Regions from separate parts of the Homo sapiens genome. Here regions 2 and 3 are each linked to region 1. Evidence: chromatin loops called from intact Hi-C (ENCODE). Cell type or tissue: mammary epithelial cell. All regions are shown on one strand. Links, peaks and the distances in the headings refer to the core of each region. The heading gives the core; the rest is flanking DNA.

Region 1 (8,437 bases), core at 1,575-6,574:
CCGAGGCTGCGGAGCTCGCGGAGTCAAGGCCAAGGATAAGGGGTGGACACCCATTACCAAGCTGGGCCTCCTGGTCAAGGACATGAAGATCAAGTCCCTGGAGGAGACCTATCTCTTCTCCCTGCCCATCAAGGAATCTGAGATCATTGGCTTTTTCCTGGGGGCCTCTCTCAAGGACGAGGTTTTGAAGATTATGCCGGTGCAGAAGCAGACCCGCGCCGGCCAGCGCACCAGGTTCAAGGCATTTGTTGCCATCGGGGACTATAATTGCCACGTCGGTCTGCGTGTTAAGTGCTCCAAAGAGGTGGCCACTGCCATCCGCGGGGCCATTATCCTGGCCAAGCTCTCCATTGTCCCCGTGCGCAGAGGCTACTGGGGGAACAAGATCGGCAAGCCCCACACCGTCCCTTGCAAGGTGACAGGCCACTGCGGCTCTGTGCTGGTCGGCTTCATCCCCACGCCCAGGGGCACTGGCACCGTCTCGGCGCCTGTGCCCAAGAAGCTGCTCATGATGGCTGGTATGGATGTCTGCTACACCTCAGCCAGGGGCTGCACTGCCACCCTGGGCAACTGCGCCAAGGCCATCTTTGACCTTACAGCTCTAAGACCTACAGCTACCTGACCCCCCGACCTTTGGAAGGAGCCTGTATTCACCAAGTCTTCCTATCAGGAATTCACTGACCACACCTGGTCAAGGCCGACCCAGAGTCTCCGTGCAGAGGACCCAGGCTCCAGCTGTGGCTACAACACAGGGTTTTATACACAAAAAATAAAGTGAATTAAGCCTGTGGGGGAAAAAAAGAAAAAAGAACAGCTTCTAAAATAAAGATTGATTATAATAGGCTGGGTGAGACTTCTGACAAATCCAGACATGAGGCAATAGGAATTCTCCCTGAGTTGAGAAATACAGTCCTAACTGTTTATTCAGTCAAGGAGGATTACACAGCAACACGCTAGAAGAAGATTTAAGGATGAAAAGTCCACATGATGAAAGAGGAAGTGTCACCTTGGAGGGTCTGGCATTCAACATTGGATTAAACTGAAGCCCAGGAATTCCTACAAAACATCCCCCCACCTAGTACTAAGTAATCTTCACTATCTGCCTGACAATGGAATGTAGGAATTGTGTCACACCCAGAGGGTGCAGGTGGAGTTTTCTCAGGATGCCGCAGTGCAGGGTCAGTGTGGGATTTAATAATATTTTGAGAATAAGAAGAATCAAGTTGGGAGGTTTTAGGAATAGTGAAGTTACCTCCCATAAAGTCCCTTTCCCAAGATTGCAGATATCATCATGTACTTAACAAAACCCTACTAATCAGAGATATGTATTGTACAAATGAAACCTTGGGTGGACAACAAGAAGTGTGAAAAAAGTTGAACTCAGGTCAGGCACGGTGGTTTACGCCTGTTATCCCAGCACTCTGGGAGGCCAAGGCAGGCAGATCATGAGGACAAGAGATCAAGACCATCTTGGCCAACATGGTGAAACCCTGTCTCTACTAAAAATACAAAAATTAGCCAGACTTGGTGGCGGGTGCCTGTAGACCCGGCTACTTGGGAAGTTGAGGCAGGAGAATTGCTTGAACCCGGGAGGTGGAGGTTGCAGTGAGCCGAGATCGTGCCACTGCACTGCAGTCTGGCAACAGAGCAAGACTCCGTCTTAAAAAAAAAAAAAAAAAAAAAAAGTTGAACTCAATAGAAACCAAAGAAAGGCAATGTTAAGTAATTTTCCACTTGCCAATTTGGCAGAGAGTAAAAAGGAACAATAATGACCAGTATTTGTGAGGGTATCAGGAAATGGCAGCTCATATGGTAAAAGTATAAACTGATGTGATCTGTCATTCATTGCCTTTTCAAAAAGTATAATATATAAATATATATAGCAGTGTTTAAAACTGTAACATTATTTTTATTGCCCAGGAAGTTCAAATAAAAATAAACATCTTCATAGTAAGAAAATGGTACAATGGGCCAGGTACAGTGGCTCATACCTGTAATCCCAGCACTTTGGGAGGCCGAGGTAGGCAGATCACCTGAGGTCAGGAGTTTGAGATTAGCATGGCCAACATGGTGAAACCTCGTCTCTACTAAAAATACAAAAATTAGGCGGGCGTGGTGGCGGGTGCCTCTAATCCCAGCTACTCAGAGGCTGAGGCAGAAACCTGAACAAACATCTTTCATTAAAGGATATTCTTAGGTAAGCACTTAAAACTTTTTAGTATATTACAGGGACATAGTTTTTACTATTCCAACTGTAAAACATTAAGACATGACAGTGGTGATTGTAACTATTTTGTAGGAGCGTTGAAATGATTATGCTTTGTTTCATGAGAAAGCAGAGTGAAAAATTCCACATACCTCTAATTACATAACTTAATAAAGTTATTTATTTTGGTTACACCTATCAATATAATTTTCATGCAGTGCAAGTTATGCCATAGGGATTATGGTTGTCAACTGAAGAATGACAAGGCTTATAAATTTGGAAAGGGTTGCAGCCTGCAGGGTGGCCATCTGACAGGGTGGGAAGCCAGAAACAGACATTTTGAGGGAGGGGCAACAGGAACAGGAATATATGCTGAACGAAGTGGCTGAATATATGTGTTTAATAAGCTACAGGAGAAGTCATGAATCTTTGTGAAAGAGGAAACATGTGCATGAGCAATAAAGCTTCCTGCTTCTCCAAGGGATCCATGTTCAGAAAATGGCCATGTTAGCATGATCGGAGAGTGGAGTGTTTGGCCTTCTGACTTCAAAAGGTGAACCAGAGGACACAAAAATTCCAACTGCACATTCCTTGTAGACTCCATGGTCCGTGGTCTCTTATCAGGCAAAAAGGAGGGGTGGGCAGTGTCAGGTTGGTCAATAGCGGTGGAATCATTTGAAAGACTGGTTTCTGTTTTGCTCTTAGGGAAGAAAGCTTAATGGTGGCCAGCAGGGGAAGGGCACATTGAGGTGTGTCTGACCCCATTCCATCATGGTCAAGAACTCAGTTTCCAAGGTTACTCTGGGGTCCCCTGGACCAAGAGGGGGTCCATTCAGTGAGTTGAGGAGCTTAGCATTTCATTTTTATTTCTCATGGGTTTTTCTGTCAGGCCAATAAAAAACAACAAACACGCATGGAAGAAGTACTGTGGCTGCCTTTTTTTTTTTTTTTTTGAAATGGAGTTTTGCTCTTGTTGTCCAGGCTGGAGTGCAATGGCACAATCTCAGCTCACCACAACCTCTACCTCCCGGGTTCAAGCGATTCTCCTGCCTCTGCCTCCCTAGTAGCTGAGATTACAGGCATGCGCCACCACGCCTGGCTAATTTTGTATTTTTAGTAGAGACGGGGTTTCTCCGTGTTGGTCAGGCTGGTCTTGAGCTCCCTACCTCAGGTGATCTGCCCGCCTCGGCCTCCCAAAGTGCTGGGATTACAGGCCACTGCGCCCAGTCCTGTGGCTGCCTTAAAATATCTGATACTAATATTACCTAGGTATTACAGACTGAACTGTGTCTCCCCCAAATTGATATGTTGAAGTCTTAACCCCCAACTGTGACTATAATTGAAGATAGGGCCTATAAGGAGGTAAATAAGGTTAAATGAGGTCAGAAGGGTGGGGCTCTGGATAGATACAGTATCCTTACACCAAGAGACACTGGAGAGCCCTCTCTCTTTCCCCACAGGCATATAAGAGGCCATGTGAGCCCACAGCGAGAAGGCTGCCATCTGCTGGCCAAGAGAATTGGTCTCGGAATGAAACCACCTTGTGGCCACCTTGATCTTGGACTTCCAGCTTACAGAACTGTGAGAAATACATTTTTGTTGTTTAAGTCACCCTGTCTATGATATTTTGTATGGCAGCCTGAGCTATGATATATGGAATGCCTATTTATTATTTTTTAATATCTATTTCAATCTTATCAGGTAGCTACTTCATTAGCCCAACGTTGCACATTGAGGTTTACGGAACTAACTTGTCCAATGTCACACAGCTGATCACTGGAAGAACCAGGAATTAAAGTCTTCTGATTCTAAATTCTAAATTCGTTTCTTTTCTTTTTCTTTCTTTCTTTTTTTTTTTTTTTTTGAGACAGAATCTTGCTCTGTCACCCAGGCTGGAGTGCAGTGGCGTGATCTCAGCTCACTGCAACCTCCACTGCCAGAGTTCAAATGATTCTCCTGCCTTAGCCTCCCGAGTAGCTGAGATTACAGGTGAGTGCCACCATGCACAGCTAATTTTTATATTTTTAGTAAAGACATGGTTTGGCCATGTTGGCCAGGCTGGTCTCAAACTCCTGACCTCAAGTGATCTGCCCACCTCGGCCTCCCGAAGTGCTGGGATAACAAGCGTGAGCCACCTCACCCTGCCTCTAATTTTAAATTCCATACTATCATGATTACTCAGATTAATTTTTTAAATAATGTGTTACTTTCATCATTGAACCTCATAAATAGTTGTATAACTTTTGGTTTTCCCATCACCTAAAATAAAACAGCACATTACTAAAACTGCTGTAGCTTTACTTTAGCTGTTTATTTTTCAAAACATGAGTAATTATATTTCAGTGGATTGTCTTAATTTTATATGGCTGGGTATAGAAAGAAGAGTAACTCCACTTTAGAGATGGCAGTGGCCAGGAATAATCATGATTCCCATCATTTTTGGCTGGAGAATTTTAAAAGAATATTGAAAAAAAGTAGTGCTTTAGAGGGGACTGTGCTAATGATTCTGCTATTGGCAGGTCACCCCAGGAGAAATAAGTCTCAGCCCATCAATTTGCTGATGCTACTTCTCTGGGAGAGGTGAGGATGTTCTCAAAGAAGGCAAGAGTACTCATTATTGTAAAGATAAAACATGATTTAAAAGACTCATGAGAAAAGTTGTTTTCTAGAAGCACAGCAAACATCACGAGGAAGCCATGTTGCTTATCTGCAGTCTTTGCTTTGATATTTCTGTGTTGGATTAGTCTTTGACATTTGGAAATCAGTTCATCATTATTGGAGCAGTGGTGTTCTTAATAAGAAAAAAAAACATCTAAAGCAAACTAAATGGTGGAGAGGAAAGGCTGTATATGTTAAGAGGTGAGTTAGGAAAGCACGGAGGAACTCTGACTTGGAGCCGATTCAAATAGGACTGAGAGAAGTAGTGGATAATACCATAGATGTTTAATAACAGCTTGCAGACAAGGTTCAACAAGGACCTGTCAAAAGTAACTCTTCCAAATACCATGATAGAGTTAAGGCAGAGGACATCTTTGCATTGTTTCATTATGAAATATTTCTTAATTATAAAAAGTTACAGAGAAAATCAGCCAGGCACAGTGGCTCACACCTGTAATCCCAGCACTTTGAGAGGTCAAGGTGGGTGGATCACCTGAGGTCAGGAGTTCGAGACTAGCCTGGCTAACATGGTGAAACCCTGTCTCTACTAAAAATACAAAAGTTAGCCAGACACGGTGTCAGGCACCTGTAATCCCAGCTACTCGGAGGCTGAGGAAAGAGAATCACTTGAAGCCGGGAGATGGAGGCTGCAGTGAACCGAGATCACACCACTGCACTTCAGCCTGGGCAACAGAGCGAGACTCTGTCACAAAAAAAAAAAAAAAAAAAAAAAGAAAAAGAAAATTTCAGAGAAAATCATGGCCAACAGGTGTGTGTGTGCCCCTCAGCCCTATCAAAGCTCAACATGTTGCTATATTAACTGTAGATTTAAAATGCCATATTTGCTCCAGGATTTAAATGAGAACAAATTACAGAGACACTTACCCCCTCTGTAATACCTTCCTCTCCTGTTACTCTCTCTCTCCTTTCTTTCCCAGGGGAGGGTTTAGTGTTTATTATTTCCATGAGATTTTTTTAAAATGGCTTTTCATTACTTAGGTAAATACCTGTAAATTACCGCCAATATTTGTAGAGGGTTGAATGCTTGTCCTCCCAAAGGGTATGTCCACATCCTGACCCTCTGCAACCTGTGAGTGTGCCCTTATTTGGGAAGTGTCTTGGTGGATATAGAAAAGACATGATCCTCCACCATCCGGTGGACCCTAAATCCAACAAGTGTCCTTACAAGACAGAAAAGAGAAGACCATGTGAAGATGGAGGCAGAGACTGGAGTGATACGGCCACAAGCCGAGGACGTCCTGGAGCCACCGGAAGCTGGAAAGGGCCAGGCAGGAACCCCTAGGGCCTTTGAAGGAGTGCTGCCCTGATGGTCCCTTGGATTCCAACTTCCGGCCTCCAAAAGGGTGAGAGGATACATTTCTGTTGTCAGCTACCCAGTTCATGCTTATTTGTGATGGCAGCCCTAGGAAACTCATGCAGTATTGATTTGCATCTTTCAGACTAATGTAATGGTATGTTACTGTATCAGTCTACAACCTACTTTTTCTCACGGTTTGATATTTATCCATAATGCTACATATAATTTTATTTCATTCCTTTCCTTTGTTCTGTAGTGTTCCACTGCATGACTTTATTTCTAATCAGCTGAGTGACCTTGGGCTTATTTCTGTGTGTCTTCATATCCTAATCTATAAAATGGGGAAAATAATCACTAAAAATAGTGGAAGTATTAAAATTCATAAAAACCTATCTATCTTATAGAGTTCTTTTGAAAGTCAAATAATTTAATATTTTTAACGTTCTTACAATAGAACATTCCTGGCCAGGCGCGGTGGCTCACGCCTGTAATCCCAGCACTTTGGGAGGCCGAGGCGGGTGGATCATGAGGTCAGGAGATCGAGACCATCCTGGCTAACAAGGTGAAACCCCGTCTCTACTAAAAATACAAAAAATTAGCCGGGCGCGGTGGCGGGCGCCTGTAGTCCCAGCTACTCGGGAGGCTGAGGCAGGAGAATGGCGTGAACCCGGGAAGCGGAGCTTGCAGTGAGCCGAGATTGCGCCACTGCAGTCCGCAGTCCGGCCTGGGCGACAGAGCGAGACTCCGTCTCAAAAAAAAAAACACAAAAAAACAAAAACAAAACAAAACAACAAAAAAAAATAGAACATTCCTGAAACATAGTAATTGCCCTGTGTTAATTAAAAAATCTATTTATCTATTTGATTGTTGATGGATTTTTAGGATGGTTATGCTTTGCCATCATCATAAACAACAGAGCTATGAGCTGTATGTATCTTCTGGTCTACATATGCAAGAATTTCTCCGTGGTCTAGGCCTAGAGGTAGAATTTCTGAGTGTTTTGGAATTTCTGAGTATACCTTTAACTTTATGAGATCTTACCCAATTGTTCTCCAGAGTGGTTGTAACCATGGTCTTTCCTCTTGAAATAAATGAAGTTTGTCCATGTCTTTGTCAATGCTTATTGTTATTAGAGTTCGGATTTTTTGCTTCTCTGATGGATACAAAGTGGTTTAATTTCAGTATTCCATTTAACTATTATTTTTCATATTACTAGTGAAATTGAGCATCTTGTCAAATGTTTCTTGACTCTGTTTCCTATCTGTGAACTGTGGGTTTGTACCCCCATCTCTCTTTATATTGGATAGTTTATCTCTTTCTTATTTATGTATCACCCTTTGTGGATTCTGGACACTCTCTTTAAGTATTGCATATATATATATATTTTTTGAGATGGAATCTCACTCTGTTATTGCCCAGGTTAGAGTGTAGTGGTGCAATCTCGGCTCACTGCAACCTCCGCCTCCCAGGTTCAAGTGATTCTCCTGCCTCAGCCTCCCAAGTAGCTGGGATTACAGGCACCCACCACCAGGCCTGGCCTTGCATATATATACATATATATATATTTTTTTTTTGTAGAGATGGGGTTTCACCATGTTGGCCAGGCTTGTCTCAAGCTCCTGACCTTGGATTAGCCCCCTACCTCAGCCTCCCAAAGTGCTGGGATTATAGGCGTGAGCCACCGCACCTGGCCAACGCTTGCCTTTCTTTAAGTATTGCAAATCTTTTGTACCAGTTTGTGCTTTTATTTTCACTTTGTTTGTGGTGTCTTTTGTTTCATGAAAGTTTTAAAAATTTTTTATGTTGTCAAATACACCTTTTTTATCATTTGTTGTTTTAAAGAAATCTTGTTTGAAAAATCATTTTCTACCATAGTCATAAAATCTTGCTCTTATAATTCTTTTAAATGTTTTAATGGATTTGATTTTCATGCCTGGCATTTTAGTAGGCTTTGAATTATTTCTTTATATGATGTAAGTGAGGGATACAATATTTTCCATATGGATGACCAATTTTCTCAGATTTATTGAAAAGACTGGTATGTCTCCAGCCTCTCTGAAACACTGATCTACTTAGTACTGCCTAGTACTGCAACAAACTCCCTCTCCTAATTGACTATGGTTTTGTAATAATCCTTATTATCTAATAGGCAAGATCTTATCCTTCCCCGCCATGTTTTGTCTTTAGAAATGTCTTTGCTCTTCTATATTAAGAATAGACATGTTCAGTTATAAGAAAAACCTTGCTTACAATTT
Region 2 (7,103 bases), core at 1,886-6,885, 240 kb before region 1:
GAGAAAAACATGGCTGAACAACCAACTACAATATAAGGACTAAGAGCATAGACTCTCCTATCATTTTATTTAACCCTAGCTCTGCTCTTTACCAACTGTTATGCTCTTAACCTCTCTAAACCTCAATGAGGATGATAATAATAATACTAATGCTATATATAATATCAATCCTATTCTAGGACAACTAAAGGAGACAAAGTATGCAAAGCACAGGGCATAACACCATACACACAGCAGGTATGAATCAGTATTAGCTTGTTAACAGTAGTAGCAGTATTGCAAGAAAATAATTAAGCCAACAGACCAATGCTTAACTTAGTGAACATTTTTTAGAATGACACTAAAGAGACTAATATGTTTCTAACACATTTGCACCCAAGGATAAGGTAACATACAAATACCACACCAATCCTTTTAAGCAGAGTTGGTGTATGAAAATCTGGGTGCCAAGCACTGGGGGCCAAGCATGGTGACTCATGTCTGTAATCTCAGCACTTTACGAGGCCAAGATGGGAAGATCACTTGAGCCCAGGAGTTCGAGACCAGCCTGGGAAACATAGTGAGACCCCATCTCTACAAAAAATAAAAGGCTTAGCCAAGTATGGTAGTGCACATCTGTGGTCCCAGCCACTCAGGAGGCTGAGGCGAAAGGATCACTTGAGCCCAGAAGTCAAGGCTATAATCGTGCCACTGCACTCCAGCCTAGGCAAGAGAGTGAGACCTTGTCTCAAAAAAAAAAAAAAAAAAAAGAAAAAAATCTGTATTTACACAAACAAATACCATAAATTGTTCACCTTGAAGGAGTCCTTATTTTATAAAATTCTCCAACCATTCCTTTTAACAGTAAACACTTATCCATTTGTTATAAGACTTACAAAAATATGTGTAAAATACTATCAACAATGTATCTATCATTTAAAGCTATTCTTTTAAACTTGATCATATTCCGTTTGCAGCTGGTAAAAACAATTTATTGGGTCAGAATCATTTCTTTTCTAATGAAATCGGAACTGAAAATATAGTTCAGTGTGTCAAACATAGTATCAGAATACTATTATGTGAACATTTTGTTTTGGGGGACACATACACACACATATATATACATAAACAGAGCATATGTTCAAGTACTGAGCACTGAGTTGCGATGTAATATTTATCTGTCCTTACCGTGGATCATGGTCAAAAAAAGTATGAAGCCAGGGTTTAACACAAGGCCTATACCTGTGTTAATGTTTCAAAAAAAAAAAAAAAAAAAAGGACAGAAAAATAATTATCTCCTTCTGAAATTAACACACACACAAGTTAACCGGCATTTCTCATTTCCCCAGAGACACTGCTAGCAGTCACCTAGAGGACGCTGCATCCCAGTCCTGGCCATCTCCTCTGGGTCGCTGGCCTGTGCGCCCAACCACAGAAGGCCGAGGGCTGCTGCTTCCTGGGGAAGGATTCTGGGAATGATGAGTACCTCTTGCTTCATGACAATAAGACAAAGAAGAATTTTGGGAAACTGTGTCTGGGGAAACAAAGAAAAAATAAAATTATTCTTTAGTAGAAACAGACTTCTGACTATGTGGTATTTATGTATCATTCTTCCAAAAACATTAACAAATTAAGATAGTAGGAATCCTTCTACAGGGGTAAAAACAAAAGCAAAGATCAAACTTTTCTATAAGTATTCACTTAGTACATTTAGGTTTATATCTAACTGACTTGATTACATGGGACCTTCTAGTCAATGGCATTCAGTTACAACATTAGAGACTACCAAAGCAGAAAAACACTAGATCATGCACTCGTCTGCTTAAAACTCTCCAAGAATGGCTACCTCATACTGTACATAAAAATTAATTCAAAGTGGATCAACAACCTAAATATAAAAGCTAAAGCCATAAAGCTCTTAGCGGAAAAAATAAATCTTCATGACCTTGAATTTGGCAATCGATTGTTAACTATGACATCGAAAGCACAAACAACCAAGGAACAGACAGATAAGCTGGACTTCATCAAAATCTAAAACTTTGGTACACCAAGGGAACATTACAAGAAAGTGTTAAGATAACTTATAGAGTGGGAGGAAATATTGGCAAACCATATATCTGATAAGGGTTTAATTTTCAGAATATATAAGTAACCTAAAACCCAGCAATAAAGAAACCAGTCCAATTTTTAAAATGGGCAAAGAACTTTAATAAACATTTCTCCAAAGAAGATACATGAACAAACAATAAGCACATAAAAAGTTATTAGAGATTCATTGGTCATTAATTATTAGGTCTTTAGAGAAATGCAAATCAAAACCATGAGATACCACTTCACATCTACTAGGATGACTACGATTATTTTTAAAAAAGAAAAAAATGAACAAGTCAGTGATGATGTGGAAAAACTGGAAGCTTTATATATTGCTGATAGAAATGTAAATGGTACAGCTGCTGTGGAAAATAGTTTGGTGATTCTTCAAAAAGCTAAAGATAGAATTTCCATATGACGCAGCAATTTCACTATTATTCACTGGGTATTACCCAAAAGAATTGAAACCAGGCACTGCACAGATACTTGCATGCCAATGTTCACTGAAGCATTATTCACAACCGCCAAATGTGGGTACAACCCACATGTCCATCGACAAATGCATAGATGAATAAAATGTGGGATATACATGCAAAGGAATATTATTCAGCCATATAAAGGAATGAAGTTCTGATACAAGCTACAATGTGGATGAAGCTTGAAAACATTACAAATAAACCAGACACAAAAGGACAAATACTGTATGATTCCTCTTAGATGAGGTACCTAGAATAGACAAAATCAGAGACAGAAAGTAAATTAGAGTTTACCAGCTTTGGGGAAAGGAAAAATGAGGAATCACTGCTTAATGATTAGAGTTTCTGTTTCAGATAATGAAGAGGTTTAGAAACAGATAGTGGTGATGGCTGCACAACAATGTGAATGTTATTAATGTCACTATATTGTATACTTAAAAATGTTTATAATGGCATATTTTATATTATACCTATTTTACCCCAATTTAAAAAAAGAATTAGGTAATAAAAGCATTTACAGTCAGAGAGAGGGGGAAAAAAAACTCTCCAAGAGCTTCTCACTACACTTCAAAGAAAATATAAAATCTTTAAAAAGATCTGCAAGCCCCAATATACTCTGGCCCCTAACTACCTCTCTGATGTCACCTCATTCTCCTCTTCTGCCCAGCTCACTGCAGTCCACTCTCATGGGCTTTATTTCAGTTGCTCAAGGACATCACCCTCAGTGCTAACCTTGAGGCCTGGCCTTCCCTGGAACACTCTTCTTGCAGCTCTTCGAGTGACGATTCCTTGTCACCCTTCAGGTCACCTCCTCTGAGGGACTTTCTCTGACTATCCTAAATGAAGCTATGTTTACCCAACCACGTTGTGTCACATCACCCTTTTTATTTCCTTCAAGTACTTCTCCTTATCTCAAGCAAACTTGATTGTTTATCACCTGTCCCCAGCCTTTTAAAATAGAAGCTTTCTGAGGGACTTTCCCTGACTATCCTAAATGAAGCTATGTTTACCCAACCACATTCTGTCACATCACCCTTTTTATTTCCTTCAAGTACTTCTCCTTATCTCAAGCAAACTTGATTGTTTATCACCTGTGCCCAGCCTTTTAAAATAGAAGCTCATAAGGGCTTGGATCTTATTCGTTTGTTCAGTGTTATACTTCCCTAGAGGCTAGAATATCAGGGGCATAAAACAGGTAATAAATACATACTTATTAAATACATTAACAATTCTTCAGAGATATCAACTTTTTAAATCAACATTGTAACTCTTTTTCTGTTGAAGTATGGGGTACCCAGACGTTCTCTATTACCAGTCATTTGTACAATGCCATACCCTCTAAGATCTAGAATAAAACCAAGGTAAAGCATAAATATTCAAGTAGCACAGGATCAGTGAAACTCCCAATGAAATAGGGATTAACTATGAAACATGATGACAAATGACTATAATATTTGACTTTCGATGCAGGTTGCATTAAGCTCACAAAAATCCTAAATGGTACTGGTTTTGTCGAAGCCAGGCTGGTACTCTATTTGGCCATTAGGTGGCACTTTTTCTCTGAAGTCTCACATTGCTGCAACACTTGACTACATTGCAAGTTGCATAAAAATACTCTTCATAAAATTCAAATCAATATTTTTCAAACAAAACAATGTATTAACACTATATGTAACTTGCTAAATTGTCCAAAGTCCTACATGAATAGCCATACCAAATATCCGAGTCACTACATCCCAACAACACTATATAGAATCTCTGCAAGTTTGGGAGAAAAAAGAAAAACACCTTGTAAATATCTCTTATCCAGAAAAAAAAAAAAAGGCTCAAGAGATCATGGCAGTTTCTGTCATTCACGCAATCTGTAAAGATAATCATTTGAATACATTTAGGAGTGGGGAGTTTATGTTGTGAAAATGCGTACACAATAAACCCTAACAGTAACTATAATGGAAGGTTCCCAGAAGAATCTACAAATAACACCAGTGGCTAATGAACAGATAAAAATAAATACCGTGTTTATTGGAGAAAAAACCTGGATCTCGGTGAAAGTTAAGTCTGTTTCTTAAATACATGCACAGCTGCTGCAGGCAGGACACCGACTGTAATGCCAGGCGATGCTTTCCATCTCCAAAGGCCAGTTTCAACAGAGATAAAAGGCTCTGAAATCAAGAAGAGCCGTGAAAATTACTAAGGGAACAAAGAGCTCAACTTCAAAGCAGAATGTGGAGCTTAAGTAAGTAAGCCTAAGTGAATAATCAAGAGAAAATAAGTTGCCAAATATTTGTAAGACATAAGAAACTGAAATGGGCAAATATGACTTGGCATAAAGCAAGGAGATGGGTCAAAATAAAATAAGACAACAACATTTAAATAGAATAGTCAGTGTTTCCTATTTCTAAAATCTGTTAGTTGAGTAACCATTCTGAGAGAAGACAGAAATTATTCCCCACTCAGGACATTACATTACAGAGAACATTTTAAAAATCACAGCAAGCCCTTTTCATCTCAAGCATCTAAACCATTTAACCACATTTTAGTAATTAACAGCTTTCCTCTGCGATCATTTGCCAGCTTTGATCCTAGGTATTAACAGTTGGCACCCACTGGAGTCCATTTCAGCCCTGGGAGTGTGGAGCGAGAATGCTGAGCCATTACTGGCTGCTGTGAAGATGTTGCAATTCCCCACCCTGGATCCCTCTCTCTCTACTATACAAGCAATAAACTAGAAAAAAAGAAAAGAATCCATCTGCGTTACTCACCGCTACTGTATTTTCCCAGCATGTAGCACTGTGCGTTAAATAAACGAGATACTCAAGAAGCAATGCTATTCTTACTTTTAATAAGGGCTCCTGCACAATCTCAATGTCCAAAGTCTACTCTACCATTTAGGTGATCCATAAATGGTAACTCAAGGTGGCCAGACTGGACTGCAAGTGTCAAATGAAACTACTACTATTGGAAGAACTATAACTATCCACCCAAGTTAGCGAATAAGTGCTTTAAATAGCCAAATACTTCACTTTTTAAAAACATGAGTACAAAGTTCCTTCCCAAGAACTCCTACTCTGCAAAATTTGCTTTATTGCAAAAAGTTCTCTAGTTCAAAATCTAAAACAATTATAGAGGGCACTGACCTGAACAATTTTTGGCCTTTGAAGGAAAATCTCAGCAGGAAAATCTTGCATGATAACATCCTTCAATAGTTCACAGGTGTTCCAGATTAAAGTGTGGTTACTACTTCTTAAAGAGCTACAAAACATAGCGTTAATCATTTTTAAGAAGAGTTCATCTATTCCAGATTCTAAGTAGCCTACTGACACAATGACTCCATTAACAATCTTTTGGGTCTCAGCTGAGATATCACTTCTCCAGAAAAGCCTTCCTAGATCTTTTCCCTAACCAATAAACAACTCTAGGGCAGTGCTCCTTCCGTTTGTCCATTATTTGTGATATTGTTAACTGCCTGTTGATTTTGCATTCCCCACTAGACCCTCTCAAGAGCAGGAACGACATCATACTAAACACTGTACCCTCAGAGATTATCACAAGTCTGCAAAACGAGTTCAATGAGGTCAAAGAGCACACAATTCTAGGAAATCTGCCAAATAAATTAAGAAATGAGACAGAACAAAAGTACAGAGGCAAATTCTAAGAATTAAAGTCCTTACTGATCTTCCCCACTCAAGGTGAATCAGATTAGGACTCCCCTCTTATCCCATACAGAGGACACCTATCAACTTCTGCCCACCTAGGATTGGCAGTTGTTCACTCCCCACCCCAAAAAAATCACACCCCTTCTCTCAGCCCAGTTCCATTATACTATCCACCATTCACTATCTACAGGCATGCATTAGAAATTATCGCCATCTCTGCCTTTGGGACTGACTCAAAACTGAGAGATCATACAACCTCCTAACCCTTTCCCATGTGCACTTTGCCTCTCGAATATGTTGTTCCAAGAGAATTCATGTCATTATTAAAAATCACTTAATGGCATCCACCTGTAATCTGGACTTAGCCCTAGTAAATTGGTCTTTATTTTCCAGATTTATACCCCAAAAAAGCAGATAACTCGTGTATTGTGGCATTTATGAAACTGCACAAAGTGAATCTGGACATTAAAATACTCTCTAAATCTCTATATATCAGCTATTTACTCTTGTGGGTAGCAATCAATTAACAGTCATTACATTAGATTGGATCAGTGGTACCCAACCTTATCCACATGGTTTAATTTGTCTCCTAATGAAGCCCACATTTTGAAATATATTCTGCCAAAAAGACTACATTTATGTTCAATTTTCCATTTTTATCAATCAAGGGCATAAGCAATGGCCAATAAGAGAATCTGGCCAATAAGAGAAAACTCCTGTCACCAAGGACTACACAAGAGTCCAACCACAAAAAGAAACGTGGGCCAAATGCAGTGGCTCACACCTGGAATCTCAGCACTTTGAGAGGCCAAGAGGGGCGGATCACTTGAGATTAAGAGTTGAAGACCAGCTTGGCCAACGTGGGGAAACCCCATCTCTACTAAAAATACAAAAATTAGCT
Region 3 (7,103 bases), core at 1,886-6,885, 230 kb before region 1:
GTACATTAATTTTCAACTTCCCAAGTCAACAGGATTTACTTCCCGACATATACACACCCACTGGTCGTGGCGGCACTTCCATCTGCTGGAAATTACTTTTGTCTTGGGGAAAATATCCTGTTAAGATTTCAGGGTTTTTTGACAATTCTGAAAAGGAAATAAACATTACTGTATTGTCGATTCCTTATTTGCTAAAAGTGAAACTTACTTTCTTTAAGTGGTAATGTTTTCTCTTAAGTATTGGAATCATTTTAAAAATTAAAAAAAAGTCCAGTTTTTTTTCTGAATGATCTATCTTGCTAAAGAGGAAAAAATGTGCACATTGAGCCCACTTCCAGTTAAGAAGCTTTTTCCCTCTCACTTTTACTGTTAGCCAAACACAGTTATTTGTTAGAATGTACACGAAGAATCTGCTACAAAGTATTCAAGGACTATCCCTCTCTACTTCCTAATCCATCTCCCTCTCCCTTGACTCCAATTATATAGTTCCTGATCACTTCAATTTTCATTCATACCTTAAAAAGAAAGTTGTCAAAAACAAAGGAGTCAAATATTATCTTTCAATACCTTTACAATTCCCTATAACATGCGATTATATGTTCAGCAGTTCAGCTGCAATGAAAATGAGGAAAAGGCTAAAACTATAGTTTGTAATTTTAAGTTTTCATGGCAATAGTTCCTAACACTAATAAAGAAAAATAACATTTAGCCCTAAACCATTCCTCTACTTTCACCCGCAAGGAATCAGATTAAAAATTCACAGTGTAAGACTCTACTTTATTTGTGATGTCTTCGAAACTGTAAAATATATTGTTAAAAATCACAGGTTTGGGAGCCAGATAAAGCAATGTTAGAATCCTGCATCTGCTACAGGTTAGAAAACTTGGTACTGTGGGGCAAGTTACTTTATACTTTTATTCTCAGCTATAGAGTAAGACTAATAACATCTCAGTCAAAAGGCTGCTTTAAGATTTAACAAGATGATGTGTTTAAATCAATGTATTCAATGCCCACAACAAAACTCAATAAATGACAGCTGCTATTGTTGTTGTGAACCGCAGTACCCACAGCTGAAGCTGTAACAGTACTGGCAGAGAAGAAAATATGGTCTAACAGGTTAAGCATCAAAACTTTTTTTTTTTTTTTTTACTTTTACTACTCAGTCACATAAATTGCATGAAGATGTTTTTCTTCAAATCAATTCAAATGCATTCCATGTGCAAGGCACTATACTAGGCATTAACAACAACACAACAGCAGCAGCACAGCAGCCAACACAGCCACATTTCATACATGCTGGGCCCTGTGCTAAGCACTTTACAGACATTGTCTCATCTAATCTCATGACGATTCTATGAGAAAGTGTTCTTTTTTTTTTTTCGAGATGGAGTCTTGCTCTGTCACCCAGGCTGGAGTGCAATGGAGTGATCTCAGCTCACCGTTGCAACCTCCGCCCCCCGGGTTCAAGTGATTCTCCTGCCTCAGCCTCCCTACTAGCTGGGATTACAGGCGCCCGCCACTATGTCCGGCTAATTTTTGTATTGTATTTTTAGTAGTGACGGGGCACCATGTTGGTCAGGCTGGTCTTGAACTTCTGACCACCTGCCTCGGCTTCCCAAAGTGCCGGGATTACAGGCGTGAGCCACCATGCCCAGCCCGGTGTTCTTTCTTATTATCCCAGTTTTTGAATGAGAAAACTGAAGCCTGGAAGGGTTAATTACCTTAGCCAAGGTCACACAACTAGCAGCAGAACTGAGACTTAAATCCATGTCTCTTTGACTTGGATTTTAACAAGTATATCATGATGGACTGCAGCATATAAAAATACTTGCATTATGTCGTTTTGATTGGTCCCCACAACAAGATCATGAGCTAGGACAGATATCATTATACTCCAATATGACGAACAAGGTCAAAAATACAAATATAAAGCACTAAGAACAATGAGCACTCATGTGCTCAATAAAAATACATTGTTATTGCCAAAAAAATAATCTGTCAAACTGGCCTCATAAAAGCAAAGTCACTGGCATCGTTTAGGCCTGACCCAAAAAGCAATTAATGCAAATGTACCATCCTTTGACTAACAGTAGAGGAGGGGAAAAAGGTCAAAATCATGTAAGTTAACACAAGAAAAATAAGTTTGGGGGAGGTGGGAGAAATCCTTTTTAAAAAAATCTAATCTCCCTTTCCTTAAAATTTACCATTAGAATTAATATATTTGTATTTAACAGATTCCAAAGAGTTACCAGTTTGATTGGTTTGGTATGAGGCAGAAGATAGTGCAGGAACTTCCGAAGGAAGAAGAAAAAGTCCATCCAGAATGCCATCAATTTCAGCCTGCAGATTTGGCTCCACATTAGACCGAAGCTTAGATAAGAACTCTACTGCACCAACGTCAACCAAATGTTGGACTGCTGGGGGATACTAAAATAAGAAGAGGATGATCTTGAGAATAACTGTATCAAAATCTCTATAACTTACAGCAATCAAAACATAAAATTATTTTTGGTATATCAGATGTTCCTTTTCTGAAAAACAAATCCTTCATGGCTCTGCCCCGAAGTAAGGCACTTCCATGAGGAGCACATACACCTATAGAGACATACATCCAACACTTGATAACATTTATGAAAGATGAGCCAACACACTGAACGCTAGAAATGCACATTATCAATCCCTACTCTTATTTTTTTAATGGGTTACTTTTTTCCACTGACACTCACCTTATGGTCCCAGCCCCAACCGGTCAACAGGATGTCAAAGTAGTTTAAGATTCCTCTACCATTGTACAGTGATTTAGTTTTGAAAGGTTAAACTTACACTTTGATATCTGACCCCGATAACTAACTACTCTTGAGGTAGGCATAAGAATACCAATCTAAAAGCATATGGGCAAGCAACTTAACATTGGTATTTATGAATCACGGTTATGTAACATTATTTTTAAAGTGCTCCCTTTCATACTGACATATCTAGTTTTTAAGATGTAAATGTCAGAAAACAAAAACAGAATACAAATATTAACCTCCAAAGATAACTCAAAAACACAGAACATACCAAAACTCAAAAGAAGTTCTGTGTTACTTCTGAGCACAGCAGAGACCATGTGGGATTCAGTATCACAAATAAAAGATGAACCATATACCCAGATTAATTAAAATTAAACATCTCTGGTTGATTAAAAAAACTTTTAACCCCAATTATTTAACTTTCAATAAACGCTACAATTAAATGACTAAGAAACAAGTCACTCGTCTGATTATTTTCTTTATTTCAAAATGACCCTACCTTAACCAATCTGCTTAACAGGTTCAGAACCTCTTCCTTCATCGGAACGGACGGGAAATTGAACCATTCCAGCAAATGAAGAAAAAGTTGCCTCTCCTGAATGAGATCAGCGTAGCAGATTAAGTTGTGCTCAATCTTGCAGAGAATACTCTTGAGAGCGCGCTCCCTGATCTCGGCCAGCTGATGACCTGTCAACGAACGGCACAAAACTATTTTATTTCCCGACTGCAAAGAGACTACGTTATTTATGCTGTGGGCAGGAGCGGCGTGAAGACGGAATAAACCAGTTTTTTTCAGAAGCAGGCCACTGGTGCCTTCGGGACGCGAACCGCGAAGTTTACACAAAGTCCGAGATGGGTCCCCGGGGGCTATCCTGACAAAGCGGGGGTGAAAGAGGGAGCGGTCGCGGAGCGGCCGGCCGCGGAAACGTGACACGACCATTCTCAGCAAGTGGCCAGAGCGCGGGGGGTGCCTTGGGCGAGGGGCAAGCTGACAGTTACCGAGTTTCCTGATGAGCCCTGCCAGGACCATCTCGTCCCGTCAATCTGCAGCCGCCGGAGAATTAAACTGCCGCGCCACTGCGTCCAGCCACAATTAATGTACCCCCGGAAACACGTCCTGTGGGACGGTGAGTTCCGCAACGCCTGCGCTCACCAGGAGTAGGAGTCATTACGTGAGCCCTTCGCGGCCCCAGCGTCGCCAGGAGAGCTTCCAGCCTCTCTAGAATCACTACTGCGCACTTCCTGGACAGCAGTCTCCGTCGCAAGAAGCGGAGGGAAAAAAAAAAGCAACAAGCAGGGATAGAACCAGCGTTGGCCGCCGCGCACGTCGGGAGTTGTAGTTCTGGCTAGGCCGTGCGTCCTGCACCGATCTCCGGGCCCGCCGCGGCGCCCGCTGGCCTGGGGTTCCGGCTTACAGCGCGGGAATTCGGGAACCCAGCGCGGGCTGCAGAGGCCCCAGCAGGAGCCCCGCCTCCCGGCTCGTCGACGGATTCGTTCTTGGCCCTGCCAATCTGATTCTCAGCTCCCAGAACTTCACGATTTAGAATGTAGACTTTTGCTTTGTGACAGTTCTCCCCATCCCCGACTACTAAATGACGAACCCTCTTTAACTGTGAAATGTACCTGCAAAGTCAAGCAGTGTCTTTGGATACCCAAGTTCAGATATGAACAAGCAAGCTACAAAAGCGGGGTGGGCGGGTATGAGTGAGCAGAAGAGAGAAACCGGGCTGCAAAAAAGGAAAATAAAGGCGGGACGTGGGGGTATGATTTGCTGAATGGTACCAAAGTTGATTTTTTGCACCGTGCACAGTGATCGAGCTGAGCAAATTATTTTTTTTTTAATTATAAGCAGCGGTAAGAACAACAACAAAATTACATTTGGAAAATGATTTGCATTTTCTCGGTCTGATCATTTCACGTTCCCTGGGAAAGGGATGTCAAGGCAGGTAAAGTGGGCCCTCGGTATCCCTAGGTAATTGGTTCCAGGACCCCCGCAGATACCCAAATCCACCCATGCTTAAGTCTCTTTTATAAAATGGTGTAGTATTTGCATATAACCTACACACATCCTCCTATATGCTTTAAATCATCTCTAGATTGCTTACAATACCTAATACACTGTAAATGCTATGTAAATAGTTGTTACACTGTACTTTTATTCATATTATTTTTTAATTGTTGTATTGTTATTTTCAACTGTGGGGTTTTTTCCCGAATATTTTCCATCCCGTGTGTTGAATTCTCTGTGTGCAACCAGTGGACAGCAAAGGCCTACTGTATTCCCATTCCTATTTTGCCAAAGAGGAAACTTAGAATCACAAAAGTACCCCCACACAAAGTCACATTAACTAGTAAGTGACAGATTGAGGAGCTGACCTGATGTTTCTTTGTTCTATTTAGAGTGCCTTGCTGCCTCCTCATGTGTGTCAATAGGAGAGTGATGATATTTGAGTTGGATCTTAAAGAGTAAGTAGGAGTTTGCCACACAAAGAAGTTGGGTAAGGAAATTCCTGCAGGAGAAACCTGTATTTGCAAAGGCAAGAATCCAGACGGAGTGTGTCAAATTCGGGAAAAGAACAAAATTCAAGGTGGCCATATTATCTCTGGGAAGAAGAGAGGAAGGGCAAGATTGCTGCTAGCATGCTGGATATTCTCCATTCCACCTTCTAGTGGTTCCTCCCAGCTCTTCCAGCTCTGCATCAACTGACCTGAACAGGCAAAAAGACTGCACTATCCAGGCTGCCTGGCCCTCTGGCTTCCAGTTGGTTGCCGCCGATAGGAGGCATCAGCAGGAAATTGGAAAGTAGGAGGAAAGAGATACGGATATTAAACCAAGATTCCACTAGCCCATGCCTAAGCCTGCCTGGCCAAGATTGTAACAGTGGCTGAATTCCTTGACCCAAAGACCACATGTCCTGATGGATAGCATACCACAGTGGGCACTGCAGAACCAGTTACACCAACTCAGAAGTGTCTGTAGTTATCCAGGAAGGAAGGTGTTAATTACGGATTTGAAGTGTCAAGGTCAAAAAACACATGACAATACAGAAAAATAATAGAAATAACTTGTCAATGATGTTTCTGAGATGAACAATCTTAGGTGATGAGAGACTGTAGATGCAGTGGGGTAAGGGGCGATAATACTGTAGAAGAAATATAAAAAATCCATTGACTTAAAACAAGCATGTTACAAGTAAAATGGGGGTCAAACTATGAAAGGGTTTTACTTATGTTGCACCCAAGGTCAACATAAACATTTTATTTTATTTTCATTGTTGAGCATATATTGCTCCTGTAATTAGACAAAAATAATTAAATCCCATTCATTACATTCAAAGCAAATAATCTATCATTCTCCTATTAGACTATTGATTCAGCAATTTTTCCTAAAAAAAAATCAACCTTTGATTTATTAATTCTACTATTTAAAAACACACATATATATTCTAGTGTATTGACTGTATTATTTTTTACCAGTTACTTCACTCTGTCGCCCAGGCTGGAGTGCAGTGGTGTGATCTCCGCTCACTGCAACCTCTGCCTCCTGGGTTCAAGTGATTTTCCTGCCTCCACCTCCCACATAGCTGGGATCATAAGCATGAGCCACTATGCCCAGCTAATTTTTGTATGTTTAGTAGAGATGGGTTTTCGCCACAATGACCAGGTTGGTCTCGAACTCCTGACCTCAAATGATCCTCCTGCCTCGGCCTCCCAAAATGCTGGAATTACAGGCGTGAGCCACCGCACCTGGGCTACATCCTTCTTTAAGTGTGTTTTGCTGTTCTTTTTTTAACTTCTTAAGCTAAAGGTCTTGTTTACATTCTTTCTTTATTAGTTATAGAGAATTTTAAGTCCATGAATTTGCATGTAAAAAAAGTTTTAATCATGTATCATGAGTTTCAATTTGTAAGGTTTTGTTCTCAGCCAATCTGAAACTGCTGTTTTGATACTTTCTGTTTCACCCAAGATCCATGTAGGAAGATGGTCTTTAATCACCAAGTCTTTCTTACATACACTTTAGTTATTAATTTCGACTTTTATTATATCAGAGTCAGCAACAATTACAAAAGGTCAGGGCCTTTTGTAATTTGAATGTTAAAGTCAAAGATTTTAGGTGAACTTGAAAAAAATGGGCAATAGATGTCTGCGTGGATGTATAGAAAACTACATAATTTTCTTCTTGTATTTACAGTGGTTTTTGTTGTATTTATTTAAATGCTATGTATAAAAACTTATGTTGAATTTTACACGATGATAAATGATGGTCACTCAACTGGTGATATATACATGGATTGGGAAGGGGTCATGGGT

Evidence for each region. Peaks named below come from ENCODE experiments on the same cell type or tissue, not always from the same donor. Only the 100,000 strongest peaks of a DNase experiment are listed, where the experiment ranks them.
Region 2: it touches region 1 in a loop (8-fold over the local background); 102 of 110 quality-filtered maps call a loop at or near these places.
Region 3: it touches region 1 in a loop (6-fold over the local background); 103 of 110 quality-filtered maps call a loop at or near these places.

The regions. Positions count from the first base shown.
Region 1 is chr18:70,430,374-70,438,810 of GRCh38, forward strand. It overlaps the pseudogene RPS2P6. Among named protein-coding and RNA genes, the nearest start is that of LINC01910, 50 kb to the left of the region's middle. RefSeq lists an enhancer at 1-87. In mammary epithelial cell, for the core only: a CTCF peak has its summit at 3,717 (motif pointing left); a DNase peak (open chromatin) is centred at 3,708; H3K27ac peaks cover 245 bases.
Region 2 is chr18:70,191,941-70,199,043 of GRCh38, forward strand. It overlaps RTTN (rotatin), which reads right to left. Exons shown (of 49, transcript NM_173630.4): 6 at 5,684-5,798; 7 at 4,561-4,708; 8 at 1,348-1,513. Among named protein-coding and RNA genes, the nearest start is that of RTTN, 10 kb to the right of the region's middle. RefSeq lists an enhancer at 2,409-2,458. In mammary epithelial cell, for the core only: a CTCF peak has its summit at 4,085 (motif pointing right); no DNase peak of the experiment used is centred there.
Region 3 is chr18:70,201,837-70,208,939 of GRCh38, forward strand. It overlaps RTTN (rotatin), which reads right to left and starts at 3,851. Exons shown (of 49, transcript NM_173630.4): 1 at 3,792-3,851; 2 at 3,292-3,479; 3 at 2,250-2,427; 4 at 58-147. The coding sequence starts at 3,822. It overlaps LOC105372180 (a long non-coding RNA gene), which reads left to right and starts at 3,953. Exons shown (of 3, transcript XR_935599.3): 1 at 3,953-4,738; 2 at 5,193-5,258. RefSeq lists enhancers at 3,551-3,680, 3,891-4,000, 3,919-4,548, 4,011-4,250. In mammary epithelial cell, for the core only: no CTCF peak of the experiment used is centred there; a DNase peak (open chromatin) is centred at 4,095; H3K4me3 peaks cover 1,750 bases; H3K27ac peaks cover 1,404 bases.